3 separate regions of the Homo sapiens genome follow, and regions 2 and 3 are each linked to region 1. A link is a loop called in an ENCODE intact Hi-C map of the cell type or tissue named here. Cell type or tissue: heart left ventricle. All regions are shown on one strand.

What was found. Hi-C counts contacts between places; a loop is a spot of excess contacts. Peaks named below come from ENCODE experiments on the same cell type or tissue, not always from the same donor. Only the 100,000 strongest peaks of a DNase experiment are listed, where the experiment ranks them.
Region 2: it touches region 1 in a loop (11-fold over the local background); 19 of 110 quality-filtered maps call a loop at or near these places.
Region 3: it touches region 1 in a loop (2.4-fold over the local background); 3 of 110 quality-filtered maps call a loop at or near these places.

The regions. Positions count from the first base shown.
Region 1 is chr2:5,689,530-5,694,529 of GRCh38, reverse strand. It overlaps SOX11 (SRY-box transcription factor 11), which reads right to left and starts at 2,146. Exons shown (of 1, transcript NM_003108.4): 1 at 1-2,146. The coding sequence starts at 1,808. The coding sequence ends at 483. LINC01248 (long intergenic non-protein coding RNA 1248) reads left to right here and starts at 3,412. Exons shown (of 5, transcript NR_110580.1): 1 at 3,412-3,555. It overlaps LOC124908052 (a long non-coding RNA gene), which reads left to right and starts at 3,567. Exons shown (of 2, transcript XR_007088653.1): 1 at 3,567-5,000. In heart left ventricle, a CTCF peak has its summit at 2,773 (motif pointing right); a DNase peak (open chromatin) is centred at 2,084; H3K4me3 peaks cover 3,272 bases; H3K27me3 peaks cover 3,835 bases.
Region 2 is chr2:5,913,067-5,918,066 of GRCh38, reverse strand. No RefSeq gene overlaps it. Among named protein-coding and RNA genes, the nearest start is that of SILC1, 17 kb to the left of the region's middle. In heart left ventricle, CTCF peaks have their summits at 1,821 (motif pointing right) and 2,524 (motif pointing right); no DNase peak of the experiment used is centred here; H3K27ac peaks cover 1,836 bases.
Region 3 is chr2:5,512,787-5,517,786 of GRCh38, reverse strand. No RefSeq gene overlaps it. Among named protein-coding and RNA genes, the nearest start is that of LINC01248, 180 kb to the left of the region's middle. In heart left ventricle, no CTCF peak of the experiment used is centred here; no DNase peak of the experiment used is centred here.

The DNA of each region.
Region 1 (5,000 bases):
ACGTCTTCCAGACTTCAAAGACCGACAAGCTTCAAACAGCGCCTTCCGGAGCGGGTCCTACCTCCCCTCCCCCGCCCCGCCCCCTCTGCCTTTGTTGCAATCACGAATTTCAGGAAAAAGAAATAGTAATTACAAAAACACATTTTTTGGGAAAATAATCACAACTCCAGACTAGGTATGCAACTACCTTGAGACACGATAAAGGAAGGGAGGGGGGACAAAAAAAGGACAGGAAAAATGTTTAAAAACTACTCATTTCACTTTAACTCCACCAAAATTTTCATCATGTTTTCCAATTTCTTTGCGTCACGACATCTTATCAATATCATCAGCATCTTCTTCTCTCCCCTCCACCCTACCACCGCCACCATCAACACCACCATCATCATCATCATTATCATCATCATCATCACCACTACAACTTCCTCCCAAGGAACCCAGCTCTGCACCCTCCGAGAGAAAGAGCGAGCAGCGGGCGCCTTTCAATATGTGAACACCAGGTCGGAGAAGTTCGCCTCCAGCCAGTCCCCCGCGATCATCTCGCTCAGCTCCGGCGTGCAGTAGTCGGGGAACTCGAAGTGGGAGCCCAGGCTGCCCTCGCTGAACGAATCCAAATCCTTATCCACCAGCGACAGGGACAGGTTCCCGGCCGCCGCGCCGCCCCCCAGCTGCTGCTCGCTGGCGCTGTGCGCGCTTTGAGAGAAATTCAAGCTCAGGTCGAACATCAGGTCGTCGGCGTCCTCGCCGCTGCTGCCGCTGCTGCTGCCGCTGCTGCTGGACGAGGAGGTGGACACCGAGCGCGAGGACGCGGGCGACAGCGCGGGCTGCGCGAGCGGCGGCGGGTGCTGCTTGGTGATGTTCTTGAAGCTGTAGTAGAGGCGGCTGCCGCCCCCGGCGCCCGAGGTCGCGCCGGCCCGCACCTCGTCGTAGAGGCTCGCTCCCTCGGGGGACTCCGCCGAGCTGCTCAGCGTAGGGCTGGCGGGCACTTTGGCGACGTTGTAGCGTCTCAGCAGCTGCGACGGCTGCTGCCCCGGCGGCTGCAGGAGCTGCTGGTGCGGTGGTTCCTCGTCCTCCTCGTCCGGCTCCTGTTTGATCTGCAGCTGCAGCTCGTCGTCGTCGTCGTCGTCGTCGTCGTCCTCATCCAGAAACACGCACTTGACCGTCTTGCCCGCGCCGCCGCCGCCCGAGCCGCTCACGCGCAGGCTGCCCAGCACGTAGTCGTCGCCCGCGCCCCCGTAGTCCCCGGACTGGGCCGCCTTGCCCGCGCCCGCCTTGGCGCCCGCGGCCGCGGGGGCCTTGAGCTTGCCGCATTTCTTGCTGGAGCCCTTGGAGGTCTTGGCACCGCCCGCGCCTCCGCCCGCGCTCCCGCCGCCGCCGCCGGCCGCGCTCTTCTCTGGGCTCTGGCTGGCGCTGGGCTTGGCCGAGGGGTCCATTTTGGGCTTTTTCCGGGGCCGGTACTTGTAGTCGGGGTAGTCGGCCATGTGCTTGAGCCGCAGCCGCTCCGCCTCCCGGATGAACGGGATCTTCTCGCTGTCCTTCAGCATTTTCCAGCGCTTGCCCAGCCTCTTGGAGATCTCGGCGTTGTGCATGTCCGGAGACTGCTCCATGATCTTCCTGCGTTCGATCTTGGACCATACCATGAACGCGTTCATCGGCCGCTTGATGTGGCCCGACGCCGTCTTGCACCAGTCTGGGTCGCTCTCGTCCAGGGCCACCGGGCTGCAAGCCATGAATTCGCCCTCCTCCGTGTCCAGCGCCTCCCGGGGCAGGTTGCTCTCCGCTTCCAAGCTCTCCGCCTGCTGCACCATGATCCGCTGCAGGGCTGGACGCTCCAACCCGGGCCGCTGGGTCTCGTGCGGAGGTCCCCCTCCCCCTCCCACCCCTCCACCTTCCTGGGCAAGTTGCAAAGTCCTCGGCACCCCGCTTTCGCGGCTCCCCCCCTCCCCCCCGCCCCCCCTTCCAGGCTGCACACAGCGGCTGTGGTGGCTTCGGCGACGACGGCCGCCGGCGCGGTGGGAGCTGCGGTCGCGACAGGAGAGGCGGTGGCGACGGCGGTCGAGGCAGCCCGGGACCCCTCTCTCCGGCTCGTGGCTCCTACCGCAAGCGCCGGACCCCGAGCTCTCCCAGGCGCGCGCGCTCCTTCTGCAAAAAGTTGAGGTCTCTCTCTCAACTAGTTATCAGGGTGTCATATGGGTGACATCACTCCCCCAGCTAGCCAATGGCTGGGGGCCGGCTCCGCCCATCTTCCTTTATTAACTCGGAGGCCCCGCCCCTCCACCCCGCCCTCCGGGCTGCTTTGCAAAGATGGGGGTGGGGGGAGAGGAGGCATGTCTAGAAATATGTTATTTTTAAAAAATCCGCGTGTGTGCACAGATGCGCCTGTTCCCGGGATGCTCGGAAGCGGCGCGCGGCACCACGGGGAGCGGGCGGCCCGGGGCGAACCGGGATGGTTCGGGCGCCGGCGCTAACCGAGGACCGGGTCCCGGGAGAGGCCCCGCGCGCCTTTGTGCCCAGTCCCCGGGAGGCCCGACGGCGACAGCGGACGGCGCGCGCTCACTCCCCGGGTGCACACACTCGGGCACGCGCCCAGCCTGAGACGGCGGCCTCCGCCCGGCTCGCGGTCAGCCGCGCCCGGCCTGCCCCGGGGTGGGCGCAGCTGCTCCCCGGCGAGCCCCTCGCGGGGCTCGGCCGCTCCCCCGGGTCGCCGCCCCGAGCCCGCCCGGTAGCCCCGCGGCGGCCCTGGCCGACGGAAGGTGGCGCTTGAAGACAGCAACCTTCCCGGCACGTGGGCTCTGCTCTCCTTTTCCCTTTCTCCCTTTTTGTAAGGCAAAGAAATCAATTTAAAGCTCGAGAGGCGGTGAGCTCCCTCCCCCGTTTTGCATTTTTCTGTTTTGTCCTTTTTCTCCGTCTGTTTTCCCTCCTCGGTGGTGTTTGGGGACGCGGCTGTGCGGGTTGGGCTGCGCCGCGCCCCCGCGCGCCCCGCCCCGGGCGGGGGCCGGAGTAACGGTCTGCGGGGCCCTCGGGTTCAAGCTGGCCACTCCCAGGGCTGGCTCCGGAGCGGGCTCTGGGTCCCGCAGGCTCCAGCAAGCCCGCGCCCCGCCCGGCGTCCCTGCGAGGGGCCCGGCGCCCTCCTTCCCTTCTCCCTCTGCTCCCCGCCCCTCCTCTCCCCGCCCCGTCCTCTCCCCGCCCCTCCGCCGCTCCTTTCTCCTTCCCAGGCCTCCTCTTCCTCTTTGTCCTTCCCCCATCCTCGGTCGCCAGCGCTTCTCCGGCAGCCTCGTCCTGAAATCGTGCGATTGTGAGCTAGAAGCCTTCTGGGTCACTCATAAACCAAAGAGAAAATAAGGTGCACTCGAGTTTCCCGTCTAAATATTTTCCCTGGAGATGGAAAGGTGCGCTGGCGGCCGGGGAGCCGCGACCTGGGGCGCGCTGGGCCTCGCAGAGCAGCCGCGGACCCCGGCGATCGTGCCGTGTTCGTCTCCTTTGTGTTTCTTTATTGAGTCCCTACTACCTCTACGGATATTCTGGGGGCAATTAAAGAAAATCACCGCTTCATAGGTATGGTCTGTCGCCACCCTCGCCTTCTCCACACCCCCCAGCACTGGGTATCTGGGAACTTTGAGCAGTTCCTAAGACACTGCCCGGATCCCTTCACCAGAGAAATCAGCCGTGTAGGACTGGGAAAATTATCCGAATCTGCTTCCTTTCAGGTGCCCTCCTGCAATTAATACTACATTTCTTAAGTATTGGATCTTCTCTGAGGATTCTAATATCATAAAATAATACCGTGTTTTACACAGATCATGATTTGAAAAAATTACCGCCATTGCGATAAGCCATTCCCGCCCCCGTCCCCCACTTCCCCGACTCATCCTAAAGAAAAACACTGCATCGAATACTTGGAATATTCAGACCAACTTAAATCTTGATAATGCTGGCAATTTATTCTTTCCAGGGCCATAGGAACCAAAAGAATTTACAGTCATTCATACTGGGTGACTTAAAGTCTGGAGATGTATAAAATCCAAGGCAGTGTGTGAAAACTCATCTTCACTCCCGCACGGCGAGCACTAGGTCTTGTTTTTCTCTTACAGCTCACACGTTTTTCAGCTATTGGGAACACCACCGGAGGGAGGGTGGGGTGGAGCACAAGGTGAACCTACACCCACCTCCCCACAACTGCAGGACAAATCCACACTCTAGAGAAAAGGATTGAAATATTTCAGCTCAGCTTCATTATTTGCTTGCAAAGTGTGAGGGCACCTACCATTTGGGCCTCGGAAAGAGAATGCATTTGAAAATCTTTGGCAAATTCCATATTGATTTGCTATCTTTACGCTATAGCAAAAATCATGCTTAGCTTTAAAATGAGAATGATCTGAATATAGTAGGAGTGAAAAATAATAGATTTTATTCTCATAGCGCTGCGATCTTTTTAGAGGAAATAAAAGTTAAAATCTGCTCTTTCGAACAAGAAATATAATTTCTGTTCAAGGCAACATGAGCCGTTTGTTGGAGAAGATAAAGCAAAGATTGGGATTGCTAAAGCAGGCACTGAAGGCGGCACAGGCGGGTGCTACAGCTGAATCCCCCCTGTCATGTAGGAGAGGCCAGGCAATTTTCACAAGAGATTAACTAGATTGCTATTTTGTAGCATGGACTCACCCCACATACTTAATGTTGTTAGACGTAGTCGAGTGAGGAATGAAAAAAATGATAATCTGTATACTTTATTTTTGCTCCCTAAGGGAAAATTTTTAAATAAGTATAGCATTTAAAAAAAAATATGGGAACATGTTTGAGAGTACGCATGCTTCTTACAGGAATAATAGTTACTTCTGAAAACAGATGTTTGCGCCATTAACAGTAACCAACTATTTAGAGAAATTTTAGGCTACCAAATAGAAAATATAGCCTTTAATAATGCACCTCTTGAAAACCTAATTTAGTAAAATGGAAATAGGTCTACTGTTTTTTAAGCCACTGAATGTATATCATAATTA
Region 2 (5,000 bases), 220 kb before region 1:
TGAAATTAGGGCAATTTAAAACTACATAAGCTCAGTGTTCTTATCAAAATCGGTCCTGGATCCTAGATAATCATCCTCCTAGGGAATTATCCATCTTGATGTCTGCTTCTCTTCTGGAAACCTGCTATGAGAACACCTCTCCCTTTGCCCGGCCCCACCTTATGAGAATCTGTGACACTGAACTAGGAGGGCCATTAGGGTGGCTTCTAGCCAGCTGCCTCGAACTCATGCTATATGTCTCAAGGAAGCTATGACACATAAGTGCTGAGAAAGTCTGGAAATTGTGGTCAGCATATGTGCCCTATTGATGGCAGGAGACAGCTATCTTTGTAAAAGGTAGCATATGGCAAGAGACAATAACATGCAGTGATGGCACCCAGACTCTGCACATTCCTACCAAACAGGGCTCTTTGCAATCCAAACACCAGGTCATTCTAGGATTGGATATAAGAACCCAGTGTAGCATGTATAGGTAAGCTGTGCAATATAAATAGTTTGGCTAATATATTAGTTCATTCTCACACTGCTATAAAGACACTACCCAAGACTGGGTAATTTATAAAGAAAAGAGGTTTAATTGACTCACAGTTTCACATGGCTGGGGAGGCCTCAGGAAGCTTATAATCATGACAGAAGGAGAAGCAGGCATGTCCTACATGGCAGCAGGTGAGAGAAGTGAAGTGTGAGCACAGGAAATACTGCCATTTTTAAAACCATCAGGTCTCATGAGACTCACTCACTATCACAAGAACAGCGTGGGGGAAACCGCCCCCATAATCCAGTCACCACAAATCAGGTCCCTTCCTTGACACATGGGAATTACAACTCAAGATGAGATTTGGGTGGGGACACAGAGCTAAACCGTATCAGCTAATGTAGGGACCTTACAGGTAAATAAACTGAGGGCTAACCAATATGCATATTTCCTCTCATCTATCCCACACCTGCTTGCCGTCTTTCAGTCTGCAAAATGACCTGCCTTCTCACTCTCAAAAGACCATCTCAGCATGATGAGTTGATGATTCTCTATCAATGGCCTCCTTTCCCTCTCATCCATTTCAAAATATTTGTATGTCTTCACTGGTATTTTTCTCCTTGTTTACCTCTCCAGAGGAAACAGAATCTTTCCACTAGACAAAGGCTCACCCCTCCATCGAGGTCCTGAATGCAATCTCTCTTATTTTTCTAACCTTCTAAGCATGTAATAATTCATCCAAACCGGAGGAAAAGGAAGCTATGATGGGAAGGCATAGGGGGCCATCAGGTCTGAACTGAGACTGCACTAGTCCAACCAAACATGCTATCTCCGACATGCCTTAAATCTCTTTCTTTACACCACCTGCCAATCAATAAATATGATGAAAAGATTCCATATTAAAAATGAATGAATAAAAGAACCCTTGATCTCTCTGATTTTCCTCTTTTATTCTTATCACCTCCAAAGTTCTAGGGAAGGCAGTCTATATCTGCTTCCTTCCCACTTCAGTTTGTTGAAATCTCCACCAGGTTCTGGATATCATTCTTGTAAAACTCATCAGTGGTTTAACTTCGGTGGAGCCTCATCCTATTTAATGTTATCCGAAATTTAACCACTGCCTACCTCTTCTTCTTAAAGCTATCTCTTTTCTTGAAATATGAGGAATGATTCTCTCCTGGCTCTCATCTCTCCTGCCTTTCTGCTTCTCGGATTTTGCTGATTCCTTTCTGTGGGGACATGGTTAATATTTGTGGGACTGTCAAACTCCTCATTGCAGCCATGGCTCCTCCAAAAGGTAGGGTTCTCCTTGGGCTTCTGATGCCTTCTCTTTCTGGGTCATTTCCACCAGCAGAGGGACCCCTTGAGGCGAGGGTGCTAATCCTTGTTCTGCAGACTATAAGGAACAGGCAGGGTTGTGTCAATACACTCGTGGGACAAGGGAGCCTGGTGAAAACCCCATGCATATGAGATAGGGGTGTGGCTGAGCAGGAGAAGGAGGACAGACAGCAAGGAGGCGAGTCGGCCTCTCTTCCAGTCCTCAAGTCTGCCCCAGTGCTTGTCCTACTGTGACTTGCCTTGGAGGAGTGAGGCATTGGAGAGGGAAAAGCTTGCATGAGCCAGGCCTGACCCTTGGGCTGCCAGTCTTCATGATACAAACCTGTATGTTTAGGAGACAGAGAGACCAGCAGGGGCAGCAGTATGAGCTGTTTTCATGAGCCCTAGTAAGTTAGAGAGGCCTTAAAATTAAGTCTACAATAAGATGATAGGCCTTCCTACTTAGAAAAAATAAGGATGCCCATCCATGTGAATAGATAGATATTCACAAAGGCAGTGCCCATGCTAACCACAGTACTGGCCGGTGGGAGGATCTCTGTTCTTAGCCTGGTCACACATTTCTCCTAGTGGACTCCAAGTTGGGTCACACAGCCCTATTGTCACTCCCTGGCTACTGAGCACAACTGCTTACAATCCACCCTGTCCCCATCCTGGGTAGCCTGGAAAATCCCTGTAATTATAAACAGGCCCTGTCTCCAAGCCATCCCTCTCCCCAGGGCCCCACCGCAAGGTGGAGACGGTGACTCAGCTTGGCCCCTGCTGGAGCTTATTTCTGTGGGCAGTCCCAGCAGGAAATCATTGGGAGTTGAGGCATTGGGAGGGCCTTCTTAGGGGCTGCTGGGTTCTGGACAGCAGGAGAGGGAGGAGAGTTGCTCGGGAGCTCTCCAAGCTAAATCAATCCTTTCCCTTTCAGCTCAGAGATAAAAACCTGGAGTGCCATTTGAGCGCTCAGCACCCAGGAATGTCCCCACACAGCTGACAGGCATCAGCTTCCATTTAGAATGTGTGAGATTGCTGGCTGCCAGACCCACCCCTGTGGTTTAGTGAATGCCAAGAAAGTCCTGGAAATGAAGGAATTAAATAGCCATAGTCCAAGCATGTATTTCTCACACTGAGAATTACTCAGCACCCTCACATAGCAGATCCGGATATGTGGGTTACAATAATCCCTTATATTTATATAGCACTTTTTAGTTTACAAAGCACTTTCAAGTCCATTAGTGCATGTGATCCTCCAGACGGCCCTATGAAACATCAGGGAAGCTATTATTAGTCTCGCCCCACTCTGCTCCCATAATTCTTTGTACATACCTCCTCTAAAACACTTATCACTTGGTTCTGTAATGACTTGCTTACAGTGTGTTACAGTGAAAAGAACATGGGCTTTGGAATCAAACAGCCTTGAGTGTGAAAGCTGGCTCTGCCATTTACCATCTGCCTGAGCTTAGGTTAGGTACTTCCTCTCTCTAAGTCTTAGTTTTCCTATTTCTAAGAGTGCGGCTAAGAAGCTGATGATCTCCCCTGGTTGTTGTAAGAATTAGAGAATGGAATGCATATGAAAGTACCAAACACTGTCAGAATGCAGTAAGTGCTCACTAAAGATTGGATCTTCTCTTCCCTAGTGACAGTGCGTGACTTAAAGCCTGGCCCCACACTTTATTTATTTTGTGTATCTCCAGAGCTTAGCACAAGATTTGGTAAATGGGCATTATTTAAAAACAAGAAAAAACAAATGCATGAATGAAAGAATCCTATTTTATAAACAAGGAAACAGAAGCCCAAAGTGGCTAAGTGCTCTATCAAGGGTGAAAGTGGAATTTCTGGTACCTTATCTGAAGTCCCCCCTGTTGCAGGTTCTCAACATCTGTTGTCAATCTTCCTATTAGTTAATTAAACTCCTGCCCCAAACACCATCCTTGACTGTTGTCGATGCTTCTGGCTTTTTCCCAATGAGCTCAACTCTTCAAGGAAATGAAAGAGCCTCATTTGCACAGAAAGGCCAGAAAACCCTAGTTGGCCAGCATCCTTTGGGTCTAAGCTATAAGCAGCGCAAATTAGCCCAGCCATTTATATGCAAAATAAGCACCAAGCCTTGAAGATTGTTTGAAAATTGCCTACCTAAGGAGTGTAAGTTAAAAGTTGATTCAAAAACTGTTTGGTTGCATCTAGGAAAGTGAATGCCAAATTGGTCTTTTCAAATTCAAATCTAAGTTAACCTTCAACTTAAAACCTACAGCGCCTCTTCATTATCACTTAGATTCAGGGGCAGAATCTCTTTCCCGGCCTGAGTCCCTAAGTGGACCAGCCTGGCTCCCACATTGCATCTTAGACACTTCATTGCCTCTGCCCGTCAGGATTTCTCCTCCAGCCTACTGGCCTTCCTTTAGATTTTATGATGTCACGTTCTTCCCCTGCATATGTTTGTTTCATCTCTCCGGAAACTCACGTTCCTCCTTCCTTTAGTTAACTCCTGTTCCTCAGATTTTGGCTCAAATATCACTTCCCCTAGACATCGTTCCCTGATTGCCTAATCTAGGCCAAGTTTATTATATGACACATAGGATTTATTTGGATCTTTTATATCACTTTTTTTTTTTTTTTTTTTTTTTTTTTTTGTGAGATGGAGTCTCGCTCTGTCACCAGGCTGGAGTGCAGTGGCGCGATCTTGGCTCCCTGCAATCTCTGACTCCCTCGTTCAAGCAATTCTCCTGCCTCAGCCTCCTGAGTAACTGGGATTACAGGCATGCGCCACCACACCCAGCTAATTTTTATATTTTTAGTAGAAACAGGGTTTCGCCATTTTGGCCAGGATGGTCTCCATCTCCCGACCTCATGATCTGCCCGCCTTGGCCTCCCAAAGTGCTGGGATTACAGGCGTGAGCCACCATGCCCGGCCTTATATCACTTTTAATACACACTCTTACAGTGATTACTGAACAATGTCTGCATCCCCCTCTACAATGGAAACACCATGAGAACACAAAGGTTATGTTGGTTTTGCTCACTTTTGTATCTTCAGTGCCTGGCATGGAGTGGCTACTCAGTATTTGTCAACAAGAAGAAGGTTGATCTGGCTGACTCAGAAGGTGGTCTCCTACTAGGTCGCCATCTGGGTAGCAGGGTAGAGGTCCAGCCGGGCCACTGATGTTTGCGAGGGTTTTTGAGCTCAGAGACCTCTCATAGAATA
Region 3 (5,000 bases), 180 kb after region 1:
TTGCAAGTCTCAAACACCATCAGGACTAATCCCATTGTACCCTTCATCTATTTATATTAGTTACCTCCAAAAGTAAAAAATGAACATAAGGCCAGGTGTGGTGGCTCACGCCTGTAATCCCAGCATTTTGGGAGGCTGAGGTGGGTGAATCACAAGGTCAGGAGTTCAAGACCAGCCTGGCCAATATGGTGAAACTCTGTCTCTACTAAAAACACAAAAATTAGTTGGCCTTGTTGGCCTGCGCCTGTAGTCCCTGCTACTTGGGAGGCTGAGGCAGAAGAATAGCTTGAATCCAGGAGGCGGAGGTTGCAGTGAGCCAAGATGGCACCACTGCACTCCAGCCTGGGTGACAGAGTGAGACTCTGTCTCAAAAAAAAAAAAAAAAAAATGAACATAAGGCCAAGATACACGGGCTGTACAGCTCTGTGCACCTCTAAAGTGACTTCATCCCTCATGCTTCCTCAGCTATCAAATCCTTCCCTTATTCCTTCTCTACCTCCTGAGACTAAAGTCTATCATGAACAGAATGCCCACACCTTCAAACTTTCCCTTGAATATTGAATATTGTTTTCAAACTTTGTCTACAACTACCTTCCCCCAATGCCCACAGTCATCTCAAAGTGGTTGTTTTCTCTCCAACATCTTTGCACAGCTGGACCTTGGGGTGAGATCAATGTATTCATTGCTTTTTACTGCCATTTCCAGAGTATCCGGTTCTCCACTCTAACCCCTTCCACCTCTGATGCTTATACCCACCACCACTATCTTTGCTTTTTGCAGTATCTACCAACACTCAGAAGATTCTCTTTTCCTAGTTGTGGCTCCTGGCTCCCTGCTCCTCCCTCCAGGACTACTTCTGCCATAATTCTTGGAAACTGCACTGACTACAGAGATGACCTTTTCATTACCCTGTCTAAGTTCTTTGGCATCCTCTGCTCCAATTATCTTGCACTCCCTCCCACTTCAGACTCCCATTCTCAAGGTCACATTTTGGGACTTGTCATTACCATTGACTATGTCCCTCCATTATCACAGTTTCAAGCATTCCATTCTATGCCCTTAATTTCCTATATCTTCTGCACACTTACTCAAGTTCCTGCAATCCAACCATTATTTAACATGAACAGAATAGACCATCAACTCTTCCTACTGCATTTTATCTGACCCTCATCTTTCTCAGGTTCTCACTTCCTCCCGATTCCATATTAGACTCTATAGTCAACATAAGCCCTCTCTTGCTTCTCTCTTGCCATCTGAGGTGCTCATGAAAACGCTAGTCTAAGTTTCTACCTGTTCTATCTTTATACTCAAAAAGCTGAACTTGGATGTAGAGAAATTCAAAAGCATACTGACTGATCTTTCTAAATGTTTGGGCTGGGCATAGTGGCTCACACCTGTAGCCCCAGCATTTTGAGAAATTGAGGTGGACAGATCACTTGAGCTCAGGAGTTCAAGGCCAGCCTGGGCAACATAGTGAGACCCTGTCTATAAAAAAAAAATTGGGGCATAATATCGGCATAATAGCACACAACTGTAATCCCAAACTATTTGGCAGGTAGAGATGGGAGAATTGCTTGAACACAGGAGATTGAAGCTGCAGTGAGCCCTGATGGAGCCACTGTACTCCAGCCTGGGTGACAGAAGGAGACCCTGTCTCAAAAATTAAAAAACAATTATGACCATCACGTTGAGGCTGTCAGTGCTTTCTAGCAACCCTTGGGTATTTCTGATTCCTTAATTTTTGCTTTTCCTGGATAAGTAGCTTATTTCTCCTTCACATCAAACCACCAGTACCACCTCCTTTATCCTCAATCTCAGCTAATGGCCTTGCCTTCTACATCCTTGAGAAAAATAGAAGCAATCAGAGGAGGATTTCCTATCCTTACAATACACATCAATGAAACCACGTAATTGCCTTAGCTCCTACTCTTATAAATGACTTCCCGATGTTCCTGTCTAGGGCTATCTTCTTCAGAATTAGATCCCTTCTCTTTTGGTCTAATCATGGGCATCACTATATTTTTACAAAATCATCAATTTTTCTCTCCAATTATCATGCCATCCATGTGCAAATATGCTGTAATTTCTCTCATCAAAAAAAAAAAAGATTTATTTCTTTATACCTTGACTCCACATCCCTTCCAGCTACCGCTTCATTTCTTCCTTCACTTTTAACACCAAAATCCTCACATTCTGTTTACATCTCTGTGTGCACTGCCTCTCATTCCATTCCATCTTACATCTCTGAAATCAGGCTTCTGTTCTCACCACTCCAAGGAAGTGGTTTTTCTTGAAGTCATCAATGTCCTCTTTATTGCTAAATCTGGTGGCCATTTTCCCATCTTTATCTTATTTGATCTCCCAGCAGCATTCAACACAGTCTGTTGTTTGCTCCTGTCTGAGACGCTTTCTTCCCCTGTCTTTCTGAACACCCCACACTCCTGGTTTTCCTTGTGGTCACTAGCCATATCTTCCCAGTCTACTGTGCCCACTTCTCATGATCTTCCTCTACATCTAACTGTCTAAAAAGATAGGGCTTGGGCCTTAGATTTTTCTCTTGCTTCTTTCTACATTTATCTCTAGGAAATCTCATTGAACCTTAAATACTTAAATATCTTCCATGTTGTGGCCAGGCGCAGTGGCTCACACCTGTAATCCCAGCACTTTGGGAGGCTGAGGCAGGTGGATCACAAGGTCAGGAGATCAAGACCATCCTGGCCAACATGGTGAAACCCTGGCTCTACTAAAAAGGCAAAAATTAGCCAGGCATGGTGGCATGTGCCTGTAATCCCAGCTACTCGGGAGGCTGAGGAAGGAGAACGGCTTGAACCCAGGAGTCGGAGGTTGCAGTGAACCAAGATCGCACCACTGCACTCCAGCCTGGTGACAGAGCAAGACTCCATCAAAAACTAATAATAATAATAATTAAAATAAATACCTTTCATGTTGTGATGACTCAAATTCACATCTCTAGGTCAGACTTCTTTCCTGACCTCAAGGCTGGTATATACAATTTCTAATTGGATCTTTCCCTTTTTGCTCTGTTAGGAATCTTAAAGATGACACATCCAAAACTATTTTTTTTCCTTCACAATTGTCCATTCTCAGTAAAAAACAACATCTCTGCAGTTGTTCAGGCCAAGAACCTTGGGATTACCCTTGCTGTCTTTTTTTTTTCTCTTACCATATATCCATTCATTCAGAAAATTCCGCTTGTTCGACCTTCAAATATAACTGGAGTCTGATAACGTCTTAAAATTCTATTACTATCTCCATTGTTCAGGGCAGTATCATCTTTCTCCCGGATTATTTTGTTTGTCTGTTAACTGATCTCCCTCCATACCCTCACCCTGCTTACAGGCTTCTCTCAGGACAGCAGCCACAGCTAAAGCCAATGTCATTACATGGCCTGGAAGATCTGATCCTTGCTGCATTTCTGGATTTGCTTTCTGGTAGAGGTAGCACCAAAAATGCCATCTGAAAGCCCACACACCCAGCCGTTTCATGCACCTAGCCTAGCGACAGAGTAGAAAAACATCCACTTAACACAAAACCATCTGAGTTTCAATGCTTCCTCCATCACAAAGCTTCTGTCTTGGTCAACTTATTCATGATCTCCAGTCCTCAGATCATACATCATACTGGGTAATTGTAAGATTCCCAAATGCATGTATCTTCAGTCATCATGTCTAAAATGATAATACTGATGTAAAATTTTGTCCCCTCAAATCGTAAGCCACTGTTATATGTGTCTGTGTCCTTCTGGATATCATAGGAGGAGACTTCTTAGTAAGAATTAATTCCTAGTCTGAAAACGGATGGACTGCTTCCAAATTCTTAACAGTACCTAGGAGGTTTTGTTGTGTTACATTAGGGGAAGTTTAGAGTAGTTTTCTAAGCATTGTACTATATGGGCTACAGATTTGTTAAGACCTCAGCACCTCCAGGCCTTGGAGAAGCCAGAGTTCCTGTGCTTGGTGTCTCTGGTCATAAAGAACCTTGTCCACTTACTCACAGGGTGCCACACGATTATGATCATTTGCTCTCTGTGTTTTGTTCTGGAAGAGCCAAGTCAGACCATATGGATGGTCTTTTCATCCCAGCCTACCCAGGCGTGCATCAGAACTCACTGGTCTTTCTGTGTTTTCATAGCACTTAGAACTTGTGTTTAATGAATTTTAGTTTTCCGCCTTGCATCAAAGTAATTCCTGTATATTTAGTGTGTCTACTATTAAACTACATCCTCGAAAGAGAGAAGAGGAAAATGTGTCATAGATCTGGAGACAGAGGAGATATCATCAGTGGTGGAAGAGTATGACAGAAACATCTGGTTGCTTCCTAATGTCTAATTTCCCCTTCTTCCTCAGGAAAAGCTGAGCTCATTGCTACTCAGAATAAAAGACTACACTAGTACATCTCTAGCACCACGATCCTGGCCAATGAGATATTAGGAAAAAAAAAAAAAAAAGGAAAAGTGCTTAAAGACACTGAGAAAGTGTGTCCAGAGGTTTTGAAATAAAAAGAAGATGAAATATGAGATGGTACTTGGAGGGATAATACTGCCATTTGGAAACTATTTTATTTTTATTTCTTAGAACAAAGTGAGACCAATAGAGAAAAACCAAAGTAGCGAGAGACAGTGGCTATGGATAGAAACATATAGGAGAGAAATCTATGGATTGGGCTGGGCATGGCAGCTTACGCCTGTAATTCCAGCACTTTGGGAGGCCGAGGTGGGTGGATCACCTGAGGTCGGGAGTTCGAGACCAGCCTGGCCAACATGGAGAAACCCTGTCTCTACTAAAAATACAAAATTAGCCGGGCGTGGTGGTGGGTGCCTGTAATCCCAGCTACTCGGGAGGCTGAGGCAGGAGAATTGCTTGAACCCACGAGGCGGAGGTTGAAGTGAGCTGAGATCACGTGATTGCACTCCAGCCTGGGTGACAAGAGTAAAACTCCATCTCAAAGAAGAAAAAAGAAAAGATGTTCATGGATTGTTA